Linked DNA regions of Homo sapiens: all the other regions are linked to region 1. The links are chromatin contacts, found by Hi-C or POLR2A ChIA-PET in ENCODE. All regions are on one chromosome and are shown on one strand. Each heading gives the region's core, a stretch centred on a gene start or an enhancer-like site at or near the end of the contact. The rest is flanking DNA. Distances are from core to core; before and after follow the strand shown.

Evidence for each region. Hi-C counts contacts between places; a loop is a spot of excess contacts on that map. ChIA-PET counts read pairs that join two places held with the same protein, here RNA polymerase II (POLR2A). Pooled maps may share reads with other maps.
Region 2: a loop to region 1 is called in a map with no recorded cell type, with 7 times the contacts of the local background. The contact joins the promoter of GIPR here to the promoter of BCL3 in region 1. A Hi-C loop is called at or near these places in 1 of 37 single-sample maps with no recorded cell type and 1 of 50 pooled maps. POLR2A ChIA-PET finds 5 or more read pairs at or near these places in 3 of 52 experiments (A549, H1 and activated T-cell).
Region 3: a loop to region 1 is called in a map of naive thymus-derived CD4-positive, alpha-beta T cell, with 7 times the contacts of the local background. The contact joins the promoter of KCNN4 here to the promoter of BCL3 in region 1. A Hi-C loop is called at or near these places in 1 of 168 maps with a recorded cell type or tissue (naive thymus-derived CD4-positive, alpha-beta T cell), 2 of 37 single-sample maps with no recorded cell type and 6 of 50 pooled maps.

The regions. Positions count from the first base shown.
Region 1 is chr19:44,747,194-44,749,965 of GRCh38, reverse strand. BCL3 (BCL3 transcription coactivator) reads right to left here and starts at 1,258. Exons shown (of 9, transcript NM_005178.5): 1 at 920-1,258. The coding sequence starts at 1,175. RefSeq lists silencers at 1,020-1,609, 2,020-2,149, 2,210-2,689.
Region 2 is chr19:45,666,771-45,669,470 of GRCh38, reverse strand. It overlaps GIPR (gastric inhibitory polypeptide receptor), which reads right to left and starts at 1,250. Exons shown (of 14, transcript NM_000164.4): 1 at 1,173-1,250. RefSeq lists an enhancer at 546-825 and a silencer at 1,206-1,365.
Region 3 is chr19:43,779,669-43,782,368 of GRCh38, reverse strand. It overlaps KCNN4 (potassium calcium-activated channel subfamily N member 4), which reads left to right and starts at 1,396. Exons shown (of 9, transcript NM_002250.3): 1 at 1,396-1,666. The coding sequence starts at 1,508. RefSeq lists a silencer at 1,145-1,414 and enhancers at 2,021-2,150, 2,509-2,700.

The DNA.
Region 1 (2,772 bases), core at 9-2,508:
CTTCGTCATCTGCTGATCCTTGTGGGCCCTCTGTTCTTGAACTCCCAAGTTTCCAGGTCCTCGTATCTCCAATACCAGGCCTTGAGGCCTTGAGGCTTTCTGTCTGGAGACCCCTGAAATTTTCATCCTGCCTCTAAATTACCCAAAGTCTCAGAATTACCCAATCTTAGGATCCTCAGTCCCCTGATCCCTTCTGCCCACCTGATCTTGACCTCAAATAGGACCCTGATCACTTGTGGCCCCACATAACTGAGTACCCAGAAACCCGGGTCTCTGTTCTCCTGGGTCCTCAAGACCCCCTGGTATCTGGGTCCCTGGAGCTCTGGTTCATTTCCTTGGATCCTTGTGATCCCAGATATTGGGGTGCTCAGAACCCCATCTCTGTTTTCATAATGCCCATGTCTCCAGATATCTTGGTTCCTGAGATTGTGACATCCTGAGATCCTCAGTATCTGTCTCCTTAGAACCCCAGTCTCTGTTACCCTGACTCCCTTTGATTCTAATAATATCAGGATACAGGGAACCCCAGTTTCTCCAGCCCAGCTCAGCTTCCTCATAACGCTACACATCTGGCTTAAGAGCTTGTACTTTCTTGCCCCTAGGATACCAGGCTCTGTGCCCTGATTCCCTGACACCCCCATATTTGTACCACTGGGCATTGTCCCTGGCCCCCCCCCCCCCACGTCACTCAGCCCCTGGGCTTTGCCCCCCAGGGTCCCCAAATCCCCAGATCCCAAGGCACAGCTTACTGGCTCCCCGATGATCTCATATCTATATCCTTGGAACCTGGGCTTATATCCTCTTGTCCCCCAGGTCCCTGGAGAGACACCGGTTTGTGCCTCAAGCTCTGCCTCCTGGCTCTGGTGACCCTATGCTCTGTGTGGATCCCACCCGGCCCGGACCCTCGGGGGCCACTCACCGGGGTAGTAAAGCGCCTCCGGCCGGGCCAGGCCGTGGGGGGGCCCGGGGACCGCCGGCAGGTCGCAGCCGCCGCGCAGAGGGTCCAGGGGGACGACAAGGCCCGCAGCGCCGCGGGGAGCGGCGGGCTCCGGGGAGGGCGCGCGCAGCGGGCGCTTGCGGAGCGGCAGCGCGGCGCCCGGGAGTCCGGCGGCCTTGGGCCGGGTGCGCAGGTCCACGGGCCCCTCGTCCATGGCCCCCGCGGGGCATCGGGGCATGGGGCCGCCGGGGACGGCGGCCGGAGAGCGGCTGGGCTCGGCTGCACGGGAGGGTGGTTTCGCCGGGCGCCGGGACTTCCCCTGCAGCCGGCTGAACTGAAGGGACTTTTGTCGGCCGGGGCGGTGCCGGCCGCCCGCCTCCCCGCCCCCGGCCCCCCCGGGGCCACCCGTACGCCCCAGGGGTTTCCTGGACCCGCCGCTGCTCCCGCCGCTCTGAGGTGCAGCCTGCCCTGCGCCCCGCCCGCGCCGCGCCCCGCTTGCCCCCTCCCGGCCCGCGGCGCCTGGGGCAGCCAGGCCTCGGCGGGGGAGGGAGAGGAAAGGAGGGGTGGGGGGAGAGGAGGCGGGGTCGGGGGGTGGGGGGGTGTCCCCACCCCTGCTGCCAAGGGCCGCTCTCTCTGCCTCTGTTTTTGTCTTTCTGGCCCTATCTCTCAACATCTCTATCTCTGAGTCTGTAACTGTCTCTCTGGTTCTCCTGTCTGAGTAGGTGTTTCTCTCCGCAACCCCGCGTTTGTCTCTGTGTGCTCTGTTCCGTCTCTGTCTCTCTCTTTTGTCTCTTTGTGTCTGTCACCATCTCTCTGCCTCTCAGTTGCTGTCTGCTTCTCTGTCTCTCAGGAGGCCTTGGCATCTCTGGGACGGGGTTTGGAATCTCGGTTCCCACTTACTCGCTGGGTGACCTTGGCCAAACACTTCCCCTCTCTGAGCCGTTTCCTCCTTAGTGGGAGTGAAGAGACGCACCCGGGGCAGGGACTGGCACTCGGCAGGCGGCCAGGAACGATTCCTCTCCCTCCCCTCTTCCATCTCTGCCACTCCACGTGCCTCATCAGCTGTGGGTCTAAAGGGGCTGGGGGTGGGGTGAGGGTGGGGAGCGCTCCACTGATTGTGTCTCTGCACTCGTTGGGGGCCCTGCCCCCAGCCGGGGCCCGCGGGGCACCGGGGTGGGTGCTCGGAAAATCCTAGGTGCACAGAGAGAAAGAGACATGGAGACAGGCGCAGAGATCTTGAGAGAAAGAGAGATAGCAAGAGACACGGACACCAGGCCAGAGTCAGCGCGACCGAGGCCGGTGCTGCAGGAGCGGGGAGCAGTTTGGCTTCCCCCCGACTTCCCCTCCCACCTCGAGGAGGGGTTGATGGGTGGGGAACAGGCTAGGCGGGTTGGGGGCATGACTCAGGCTGGAGATGGGAGGGAGGGAGGAGGGAGGCGGGACTCTTCCCCGTCTCCTCCCCTCCTCTCCCTCTCCCCGCCCCGGGGTGGGGCCCCGAAGGTCCGGGGCTTTCCCGGATTTCCCTGGGGGCGGGGCAGCCGCTGGGGTTGAGTCCGGGTCACTGAGTCACAGGAGGCGGAGAGGGAGGCTTTGGGGACACAGGGGGCGGGGCATGGGGGCTGCACCCCGGACTTGCCCAGGGGGCACGCGGCGTCTCTCTGGTTCTCTCCCCCGGTCTCCTTCTGTCTTCGAAACTTGCCTGACCTCCCTCTGGTTGTCTCCTGCCCCGCCCTCTGTCTCTGTCTCCCCATCTCTGTTGCTGTCTCTGTGTCCCCTGGGACCTTGAAAGTGGGTATTGGGGCCCCGGGAAGGGACTTTGGCCGGACTCGGGCCCC
Region 2 (2,700 bases), core at 1-2,500, 920 kb before region 1:
GGTCCCAGGGCAAGGTCAGCACCTCTGCCCTCCTACTCCAACCCCAGCGTCACCCCGCCTCAGGGATTCACACACAGGGGCAGACGGCTGGGGAGCCGTATACACGCGGGACTCCGAGGCAGCGCACCCGCTCCCGCAACTCCCAGGCGTGATGATCTGGGGGGAGGGAGAGGCACGCGGAGTGGGTGGAACTCCGGTGGTGGGCGGGGCCCCTTAAGTGATTCCCCGGCCTCCCCTGACTGTTGTTGGGGCAGCAAAGGTGGAAGGGGGGGGTGTTTGCTGAGCGGGCGGTTGCCCTAGAGCTACGCTGGGCGGAAGTGTCAGTGTCACCGAAGTCTGGACCTACAGACTCCTGGGAACCCGGGGACCGCCTTGGAGAGGAGGGGGTAGAAACCGTCAGCCTAGACCCCTTTTCTATGGGGAACTGAAAAACTTGAAGGTTTTCAGTACCCCCTAGTGGGGTACTTGAAACGCCCATCTGAGTTCCCACAGCCTGGTGGAGAACTTGAAACGCCCATCCGAGCTCCCACTCTCCAAGCCCAAAGGGTTTTCTAGCACACATAGGAACCTGACCTTACAAAACTTTCCCCGCTGGGGGTAGATAAAGCCCAGAGTAAGTGGAACAACCCTTTCCCAGCATCCAAATACTTAGGGACTAGAGAAGCGACAGATCCGGGGTTAGATGTGCAGATGCCTGGAAATCGGTCTAACGCCCGACACCCACTCACCCGCGCCCCCGCGGCTCCACGTAGAGAAAGACGGAAGCAGAGAGGATCTCAGGTCGAGCCTCAGAAGGACAGACAACGGCGTCACAGACACAAGAGACAGAAATGTAAAGACTGAGAGGCGCAGAGACGGAGGGACAGAATGAGACCCCCAGCCAGAGACCAGAGAAAAACAAACAGAGAAAGAGACGCAGATGTGGGCTAGGAGACAAAGAAGAGGCAGAGACGTGGAGGGAGACAGAGCAGGGGAAAGAGAAGTTATCTAGCAGCTAACCAGAGATGGAAACACGCAGACAGAGACATCAAGAGACAGAGATGAGCAGAGATGGTGGTGGGCACAGAGACAGAGAGACAAAGGCAGGGCAGAGAAGCAGAGAGGGAGAGTGCCAGAGACTTGAGAGGTCAAGGGGGGGCAGGGAGAATGGGCTGGGATTGGGGAGCCCTCACCTGTCCCCAGTCCTGCTCCTGGTCACTTGCTCCTGCAGCCCCTGCCACCGCTGCCTCCAACTGCCTTGTCTCGGCTCTGGGAGAGGTGACAGGCGCTGGCAGCCCGGGGTGATGGGAGGGGGCGGGGCCAAGGCGGGACAGGGAACGGAAGCGGGGAGCTCTGGGGCAGAGAGCCGAGCAGGGGGCAGTCATCAAGGTCATGAGGGAGGGCAGTTACTGAATTGTCCTTATCGTCCTGAGGACCCCTGCACCAAGTGTGTACAATCTCTCATGCTGTCCCACCCACAGGTACCCGCCCCCACCGCCACTCATTCCCAGAGCCTCAGTCACTCAATCAAACATGCAGTGTCACACACAATCCCATAGGCTGAGCCATGGAAAGGCACAGTCACAGAACCTCACAAGCTGTTACTCACACAGTCACACATTCAGTCACACCCATACAGTCCCATGGTCACACCCAGACAGCCACAGTCTCTCACTCACAGGTGGACAGTCATCCACTGTGACACACAGTCATGTACCCAGGGCTATGGACTCCTGCACACACACAGTAACGCTCACAGTGTCTCACAGTTCCAACAACACTGTCAATCACCCACACATTCACGCAATCACCGGGTTTCATCACAAACACTGTTGCCCTGCTAGCCTGTGTGGCCCAGGAGGGTAGAGCCAGGACATCTGGGTCACCACTGGGTCCCCAAAATCGTTAAGAGCAGGGGTTCAAGGAAGGATTGTCATGAAATAAATATACGCAGTATGCAGTTGTGTGGTTACTCGCAGACATAGAATTTTTTTTTTTTGAGACAGAGTCTTCCTCTGTTGCTGAGGCTGGAGTACAGAAGCATGATCTCAGCTCACTGCAACCTCCGCCTCCTGGGTTCAAGCAATTCTCCCACCGCAGCCTCCCAAGTAGCTGGGATTCCAGGCACACACCACCACAACCGACTAATTTTTGTATTTTTAGTAGAGACGGTGTTTCACCATGTTGCCCAGGCTGGTCTCAAACTCCTGACCTCAGGTGTTCCACATGTCTTGGCCTTCCAAAGTGGTGGGATTACAGGCGACAGCCACCACACCCGGCCCATACAATCCTTTTTACATTTTATTTATTTATTTATTTATGAGAGTGGAGTGCACTGGAACAATTATAGCTCACTGCAGCCTCCACTTCCTGGGCTCAAGGGATCCTCTTAACTCAGCCTCTTGACTAGCTGGGACTATGGGCATGAGCCACCATGCCCCACCATTTTATTAAAAAATAATTTCAACTTTTTTTTTTTTGAGACAGGGTCTCACTCTGTCACCCAGGATGGAGTGCAGTGGCGCCATCTTGGCTCACTTCAACCTCCGCCTCCAGGGTTCAGGAGATTCTCCTGCCTCAGCCTCCCGAGTAGCTGGGACTACAGGTGTGTGCCACCACACCCAGCTAAAATTTTTGTATTTTTAGTAGAGATGGGGTTTCACCATGTTGGCCATGCTGGTCTCCAACTCTTGGCCTCAAGCAATCCTCCTGCCTCGGCCT
Region 3 (2,700 bases), core at 147-2,646, 970 kb after region 1:
ATTGTGTTTATGTGTTTTGCGTTACTGTGTGCTGGTGTATTACTCCGCGTATGTTGTTGTGTGGCCACGCATGTTGGAATATAACGTGTTGGGTTGTGTGGAGGTATTGTATGTCATGTTTGGGTGTGGCTCATGGCTCAGAGGTGATGGTGTATGTTGCGTTTGTTTTTTTGTTTTTGCTTGTTTTAGAGATAGGATCTTGCTATGTTGCCCAGGCTGGTCTCAAACCCCTGGGCTCCAGCAATCCTCCCACCTCAACCTCCCAAACTGCTGGGATTACAGGCATGAGCCACTGCACCCAGCCGTATGTTGCATTTGGGCACTGGGGTCTATGAAGGTCCAACCCCATCCCCTTCCCCCAGGGCATCATCCTGGATGTTGTCCTGTGTGGCCAGAATATACCAGAATCATCTTGCTTCAGGCATGTGCTTCTTGGGTTTCTCCGTGTGTCGCTGTACCTTGTAGGTCTCTGCATGCATCCACTCAGCTTGTCCTCTGACCATACATTTGAATCGCACCACACATCAGAGCATGCTGAATCAGTGCGTGTTTTGAATCATCACTGCGAGCACTTGTGTTCGAGTCAACAGGCGCCACAATGTATGTGCAATTCTCTAGCTCTGGGTGATTGGGGGCTACTATAGGTATGTCCCTAAATGTTGTGTGTCTACACGTATTGGGTTTCGTTCCAAGGGTGTGTAGTGTTTAGGAAACTGGGACTGCACAGTGTTTGTGTCGGTGTGTGGTGTGTGGCATCAGGGCGTCACTACTTTAATATATATTGTGTGTTTGTGTAACACCTGGTGTATGTTGTGTTTGTGTGGCCACAGTTGTGCATCGTCCTATTTGTGGTGTTTGGGTGTGGCTCTTTGTGTCAGAGAAAGTTGTGACAACTTTGAGTGTAATATTTGTGCCTGTGTGTGGACGGTGTTTGGGTGGCTGTGTGTGCCACGGGATACTGCCTGCTTGCTAAGTGCTGGTGTGTGTCACACCATGTGTGTGGTGTCTGGGTGTGGCTGTGGGTTTCAGAGCTTGCTGGGAGTTGTGAGTCACTCTGTGTAGGTTGTGTTGTGTGCCCTGGTGTGTTAGTCTCCGTCTTGGGCTGTGGAGTGTCCTTCGGTGTCTGGGTGTGGTGAGTAGAGGTGTGTGTCACAAAGTACAGACCATTGTGTGTGACAAAGCCCATCGTGTGTCTGTGTGTGTCTTTATCCACGTGGATGGACGTCTCTTTCTTGCTCTGCCCCAAGACACACCCTAGCCCCTCCTTATTCTCAAAAGGGGGAGCTGGGGAGCCTCCCCCTACCCTGGGGCCTCCCCTGCCCCTCCCCGCCCTGCCTGGCCGTCACCACTCCCCAGAGGGCACAGGGCTCTGCTGTGCCTCAGAGCAAAAGTCCCAGAGCCAGCAGAGCAGGCTGACGACCTGCAAGCCACAGTGGCTGCCCTGTGCGTGCTGCGAGGTGGGGGACCCTGGGCAGGAAGCTGGCTGAGCCCCAAGACCCCGGGGGCCATGGGCGGGGATCTGGTGCTTGGCCTGGGGGCCTTGAGACGCCGAAAGCGCTTGCTGGAGCAGGAGAAGTCTCTGGCCGGCTGGGCACTGGTGCTGGCAGGAACTGGCATTGGACTCATGGTGCTGCATGCAGAGATGCTGTGGTTCGGGGGGTGCTCGGTGAGTGGGGCATGGTGGCTGGGAGCTGGGACTCCTAGGTCTGAGGGAGGAGGGGCTGGGGGTCAGGACTCTTGGGTCTGAGGGAGGGGGGGCTGGGGGTCAGGACTCCTGGGTCTGAGGGAGGAGGGGCTGAGGGTCAGGACTCCTGGGTCTGAGGGAGGAGGGACTGGGGACTTGGACTCCTGGGTCTGAGGGAGGAGGGACTGAGGGCCTGGACTCCTGGGTCTGAGGGAGGAGGGGCTGGGGGTCAGGACTCCTGGGTCTGAGGGAGGAGGGGCTGGGGTCTGGACTCCTGGGTCTGAGGGAGGAGGGGCTGGGGGTCAGGACTCCTGGATCTGAGGGAGGAGAGGTTGGGGGCCTAGACTCTTGGGTCTGAGGGAGGAGGGGCTTTGGCTGGGACTCCTGGGTGCTCCCAGGAGACAGTTGCTGGGGTCCTTCTCTGCAAAAGGAAGGGAATATTTGTTTCAGTGTTTCAGTCTTTGAAGATGTTGCCATTAGACGGCCAGAGGTCCAGGACCCCTGGAGGCCAGAGGGTGGCTGATCAGACACTCAAGCCCCCCAAGAGCCAATAAGGGGAGAGGTAGCCCCAGGTTTGGTGAAGGGAGAGTGGAGGAAAGACAAAGTTCTTCCAGTAGGCGGCAGCTCTTTGGTCCTTGTCTAACCTCTAATGTTTACCCAGTGCCTTAGATGCAAAGGACAGAAAAAACTGCCTTGGGGGTGGGGATGGGAAATGGGAAACAAACCTCTCCCCCGACCTGCCTCCCCCCACCAACCCCAACCCAGTCTCCACTGTTAACAAGCTCAATTTCTCCCCAAATCTGCATGCTGATTAGTCAGGGAAATAGTGGAGAGGTAGGCTTACAGTGGCCTGGACTCCTAGGTACCAGGAGAGGAGGGGGCTGGGTCCTGGATTCCTGAGTCTTAAGGAGAAGGGGGTTTTGATTGCTTTTGGGGAAGAGGGGCTGACTCCGAAGATGAGTGGTGAGTAGGGAAGAAAGGGGAAAGTGGGGTCAGGGCAGGTCTCAGCAGGCTCC